2 separate regions of the Homo sapiens genome follow, and region 1 is linked to region 2. Evidence: read pairs that join two places in POLR2A ChIA-PET (ENCODE). Cell type or tissue: Caco-2. All regions are shown on one strand. Links, peaks and the distances in the headings refer to the core of each region. The heading gives the core; the rest is flanking DNA. Region 1 has its middle 8.9 kb from the start of CUL5. Region 2 overlaps SLC35F2 (solute carrier family 35 member F2).

Evidence for each region. Peaks named below come from ENCODE experiments on the same cell type or tissue, not always from the same donor. Only the 100,000 strongest peaks of a DNase experiment are listed, where the experiment ranks them.
Region 1: POLR2A ChIA-PET joins it to region 2 with 5 read pairs; 4 of 35 experiments call an interaction of 5 or more read pairs at or near these places.

Annotation. Positions count from the first base shown.
Region 1 is chr11:107,998,572-108,001,491 of GRCh38, reverse strand. No RefSeq gene overlaps it. Among named protein-coding and RNA genes, the nearest start is that of CUL5, 8.9 kb to the left of the region's middle. In Caco-2, for the core only: a CTCF peak has its summit at 1,502; a DNase peak (open chromatin) is centred at 1,501.
Region 2 is chr11:107,833,363-107,836,282 of GRCh38, reverse strand. The region is part of intron 1 of SLC35F2 (solute carrier family 35 member F2); the gene reads left to right. Among named protein-coding and RNA genes, the nearest start is that of SLC35F2, 24 kb to the left of the region's middle. RefSeq lists an enhancer at 2,429-2,920. In Caco-2, for the core only: no CTCF peak of the experiment used is centred there; DNase peaks (open chromatin) are centred at 1,062 and 2,144.

The DNA.
Region 1 (2,920 bases), core at 138-2,637, 170 kb before region 2:
TCAAGAGTCTTCGTTTGTTAACCAATCGTTAACCAGTGCCTAAAGCTTATGCCTCAATTATATTTGCTATAAATATTTTCTATAAATAATGATATATTATTTAATTCAAGGATGAATTAAATAATATGGGGCTTGGCTGGTCATGGTGGCTCATGCCTGTAATTCCAACACATTAGAAGGCCAAGAAGGGAGGATCACTTGAGTTCAGGAATTCAAGACCAGCCTGGGCAACATGGTGAAACCCCATCTCCACAGAAAACACAAAAATTAGCCAGGCGTGGTGGTGCATGCTGTAGTCTCAGCTACTGAGGAGGCTGAGGTGGGAGGATCACTTAAGCCCATTAGGTCGAGGATGCAGTAAGCCGAGATTGTGCCACTGCACTCCAGCCTGGGTGACATAGCGAGAACCTGTCTCAAAATAAAAATAAAAATAAAATAATATGGGGCTTATACTATTCTATTTATATAACAACCCCAAATACTGAAAAATAACAAAAGTGTCTAAAAATTTTAAATATTGCAAAACCACATCCTTATGCACCACCAGAGTTATCAATTCTTGAAAAAAACAGTGCTTAGGTATATGGTTTTCGGAAAAAATGGATTTTTTTTTTTTTTGAGTCAGAGTTTTGCTCTTGTTGCCCAGGCTGGAGTGCAATGGCGCGATCTCGGCTCACCGCAACCTCCCACTCCTGGGTTCAAGCGATTCTCCAGCCTCAGCCTCCCAAGTACCTGGGATTACAGGTGCGTGCCACCATGCCCAGCTAATTTTATATTTTTAGCATAGATGGGGTTTCGCCACGTTGGCCAGGCTGGTTCAAACCCCTGACCTCAGGTGGTCTGCCCACCTCAGCATCCCAAAGTGCTGGGATTATAGGCAGGAGTCACCACAGTCAGCCACAAATGGATATTTTAACCAACCCGATGGGCTGACCAACTTGCACCCTGTGGATTTGCTTAGGGCCGGTTTATCTTCCACTGTATTAGCTAGTGTTGTTGATGGATGTAACTGGGACTAGATGCAGGTCTTCCAAATTGTGATCCAAGGCTTTTCCTGCCTGAAGGATGGTTTCAGAGAATAAAATCAAAGAAAACAGCGACCAAAATGCTCAGGGCATGCTTCTCTTGTCCTGTGAGGTGGACCCTTCACTTCTGAACCTTCACTTCACCTTTCCTGTGGCTGCCTCCGACCCTGGTTCCTCTGTGCCCCTGTCTACAACTGTGGACTCGCTCCCACAATGTACCCTGACTCTTCACATGGGGCAGGTGGTTAACCTGAGATGGTTCTAGGTTTTCTGATGTTTTTACTGGATGTGTTTTCTTATCCTCTAGACCTGTTTGCTCCAGTGACTAAGTCAAGCTCACCCCTCTCCTTTCCTCTGTCAGTAAATAGATTTTCCAGCCGCTGGAAACTCTCCTTGGAAAGAATGCAAGTCTGAGGTTTTCAACTCCAGGCTCCTTAACCTCCCACTTTGGTGCCCCCTCAGTGGCCACGGTTGGGTTTGCAGCAGCTGGGATGGGTGGTGTTCAAAACTCTATTTCAACAGCTACCCCCAGTGGAATATCAGTTAACTACACTGGCAAGAGCTACCTGAGATCAGGTTGACTTGGCTTAAGGAGAATTTCAGACAGACCCTCAAAGAAACACACGTACACAACACACATATACCAACACTTCTGATACTTGTTTCATTATCCATAACTGTTCACTTTTTAAATACCAGAAAAGACAAACAATTTATCTTGTCTAAGTGGCACTAAGTAGAAGAAACAAAAATGAGCAGCCGTTGGAGAATTATGACACTTTTTATTAATGCTATCATTTGGGAGACTTCATCTAACTAGAATTTTATTTTTAAATTTTATAATAATACTTTTTATTTATGCTACTATTACTTAAAAGCCTTATCTAACTTTATTTTTATGTTATTTATTTATTTATTTATTTATTTTGAGATGGAGTCTCACTCTGTCACCCAGGCTGGATTGCAATGGCGCAATCTCGGCTCACTGCAACCTCTGCCTCCTGGGTTCAAGCGATTCTCCTGCCTCAGCCTCCTGAGTAACTGGGATTACAGGCACACCACCACGCCCAGCTAATGGGGTTTCACCATGTTGGTCAGGCTGGTCTCGAACTCCTGACCTCGTGATCTGCCTGCCTCAGACTCCTAAAGGGCTGGGATTACAGGCGTGAGCCACCGGGCCTGGCATAACTTATTTTTAAATATGCTCAGTTCAGACAATTAACAAGATAAAAATGAACCATTTGAAAATAAGATTTTAGTAATGTAATTTACAGATTTACTTTTTACATGAAATTCAATTTCTTAATTGATTCATATCTGAAGTAAATTGTCAGAGTATTTTTGCTGTGCCAAAGCTATCTAATAGTTATAGTATAAAGGATGCATTGTGCTATACTTTTGCTTAGTAAACTACTTATTACTTATAAAATCAAAATACTGCAAGACTTCACAAGTCTAGGCAATGAGGTCACATCAACTTTTTTTTTTTTTTTTTTTTTTGAGATAGAGTCTTGGTCTGTTGCCCAGGCTGGAATGCAGCAGTGCAATCTTGGCTAACCGCAACCTCTGCCTCCAGGGTTCAAGTAATTCTCCTGCCTCAGCCTCCCTAGTAGCTGGGATTACAGGCGTGCGCCACCACGCCAAACTAATTTTTGTATTTTTAGTAGAGACAGCGTTCCACCATGTTGGCCTGGCTGGTCTCGAACTCCCGACCTCAAGTGATCCACCTACCTCGGACTCCTAAACTGCTGGGATTATAGGCATGAGCCACTGCTCCTGGCCCACATCGACATTAATACCTAAATTTTGCTGCTCCTTTTACTAGCCTCCACTTCCCCTATCACTTTTAAATTTTGTTTTATTTTGTTAGTCTCCAAGGCATGCTTCAAAATGCT
Region 2 (2,920 bases), core at 123-2,622:
AATAGTTCTACAGCTTTCTAGAGCTCATGAACAGCAGGGAAACAAAAAAGAAAAAGAAAAAATGTAAGTGATAATTCATAAAATGTCAAGGAAACCTTTACTCAACTTTCACCCACAATCTTTTACACATACTCAGTGTTTGAAATAATAAACCAATAATTGCTACTGACTGTTTAGGTTATACCACAGATTAGAAAAATACTGATTCCTTTGGATGAGCTGCATGTTCAGGCTCCATTCATGCTGGAGAATTTACAATGCTGTCCGCTTTGCTGGGATGACAATTCCTATAGCCCTTCTCTTGACCCAGACAACTTGTCTTTATTCTTCAAGTCAAGACCTTATGAATAAGGCTTTCCATGAATCCCAGATTTGGTTAGATCTCATCCTACCTTGTACATCTCTTTGTTCACCCTCACCACATTTGGAATTGTTGCTTTACTATTCTTCTTCACTGCTGTATTGTGAATTCCATGAGGACAGGGGCTCCGTTTCTCTGCTCCCATAGCTTGACACAGTGTTAGGATCTAAAAAAAACATGCTGAATTGAATTGGGTACCATTAAGGAGATGGTAATAAGAGTCATTGTGTTTGGGAGGCTGAGGCAGGCAGATCGCTTGAGTCCAGGAGTTCCAGACCAGTGTGGGGAACATGGTGAAACCCTGTCTCTACTAAAAATAAAAAAATTAGCTGGGCATGGTGGTGTACACCTGTAGTCCCAGTTACTTGGGGGCTGAGGTGGGAAAATCACTTGAGCCCAGGAGGCTGCAATGAACCCTGATTATGCCACTGCGCTCCAGTTTGGGCGACAGAAACCTGACCCTGTCTCAAAAAAAGGAAAAAAAAAAAGTCACTGTGGGCTATTGAAGCTGCCTTCCAGGTTCGGACTATTTCCACTAAGCAGGGAAGGGAAATTCGCACACATTCCAGTCTCTAGGTAAAAATCTTGAAGTGGTGTGCTACTGCAAAGTCCTCTCTTGAAAAAAGACACAGGTATAACCTCTGATTTGATTGTTTTGAGATAGATGACCTCCCGCAGACAAGGCTGCAGTTTACCAGGTGTACTGTGTTCAGCCTGTAGGTGTAGTTACCTTCAAATACCTTAAGTGGCTGTTTGCTCTTGCTCCACGCTTTTCTGTTTTTGCATGTGAGTGTGCGTGTTAATGATTTAAGGCATTGATTGTTGGCCTCTTTAACTAGCACCCGTTTGATTTTCTGCGTAACTCTCTCTCATTTTCTACAGGACTTGATATTGGTAGCTTTTATCTTATTGGCTATGGGATGATATTATGATGGTTTACAGTTGTCAGGTATTACAGGAGTTGTATATTTTGTATATTTCAGTAGTGTGGACAATATGATTGAAGTGTGTTAGGATATTTTTGCATACAGAATTCCAACTTAAATGTATAATAATTATAATTCCATAATAACTGAATCTGTAGTCATGCAATATGTTATGTATTATAAAATGTATGGAAAAATATACTTAGATATGAGTATATATGATATGAGTATATATGATCAGATAAAGTTTGGGCATTTATAGAGAGAAATCGCATTAGCCTGTATTTTTACGGCTGTGGAAATCTAGCCTGTGTTTTTGTAGCTTCATTCATTTTATTTTTCTTTGAGATGGAGTTTCACTCTTGTCACCTAGGGTGGAGTGCAATAGCGCGATCTCGGCTCACTGCAACCTCCGCCTCCTGGGTTCAAGTGATTCTCCTGCCTCAGCCTCCCAAGTAGCTGGGTTTACAGACATGCGCCACCACACCCGGCTAATTTTGTATTTTTAGTAGAGATGGGGTTTCACCATGTTGGCCAGGCTGTTCTCGAACTCCTGACCTCAAGTGATCCACCCACCTTAGCCTCCCAAAGTGCTGGGATTACAGGGGTGAGCCACCGCGCCCAGCCGCTTCATTCATTTTCGTCAACGTTTGGATGCATCCTCTATTTGGAATTTATTTTGTAATGCCTAACCTTGTTTTTACTCTAACTCGCTACTTTAAATTTTCCCTGTTTGTCTCTTTAATCACCTAGCCTTGCTTCTCCTGTAAATAAGACTCTCTAGCTGGGAAAGCCGGACAAACTCCAACTGACCCCTTAATTTACAAGACACTAAGGGCTCCTTACCCAATCCCCTTCCGCAAGGAGTTAACCTGTGTAAGTAGATCCTCAGCATTTCAAAGGAGCCCAATTAACTGATAAGGTACTGAAACAAACAATGTATGAAGTTCCCAGGATTTTACACAGAGATAACAACATAAAGCCTTGAGTCCGTGTCCGGCATAGCATCTATATCTAACTCTAATGAAAGATTTAGAGCCCCACACCTGGTTCCGTTGCTTTTTTGTAACCATTTGTCTTTTTAAATTGTTTATCTCTCTGTAACCATTTGTTTCTTTGATTCTTGCATGTTTTTACTTCTGTAGAATTATTGCATTTAACTTCCCCTCCCCTTCCTAAACCAAGGTATAAAAGTTAATCAAGCCCCTTCCTTGGGGCCGAGAGAATTTTGAGCGTTAGCCATCTCTTTGGCTGCTGGCTTAAATAAAAGACTCTTAATTCGTCTCAGAGTGTGGCGTTTTCTCTAACTCGCCTGGGTGTAACAATTTTAACAAGAGTCATGTAGGAGGGAACATGGTTAGCAAAAGCACTCTACTTAGTGCCAGTAGGTTTGTATTTTGCTCCTGATTCTGATACTTTTGAACAGCATCAGTTAGGCAACCCATTTCACCTCTCTCCTTTTTTTTTTTTTTTTTTTGAGACAGAGTCTCACTCTGATGCCCAGGCTGGAATGCAGTGGTGTGATCTTGGTTCACGGCAACCTCTGCCTCCCAGGTTCAAGCTATTCTCCTGCCTCAGCCTCCCAAGTAGCTGGGATTACAGGCATGTGCGACCACGCCTGGCTAATTTTGTA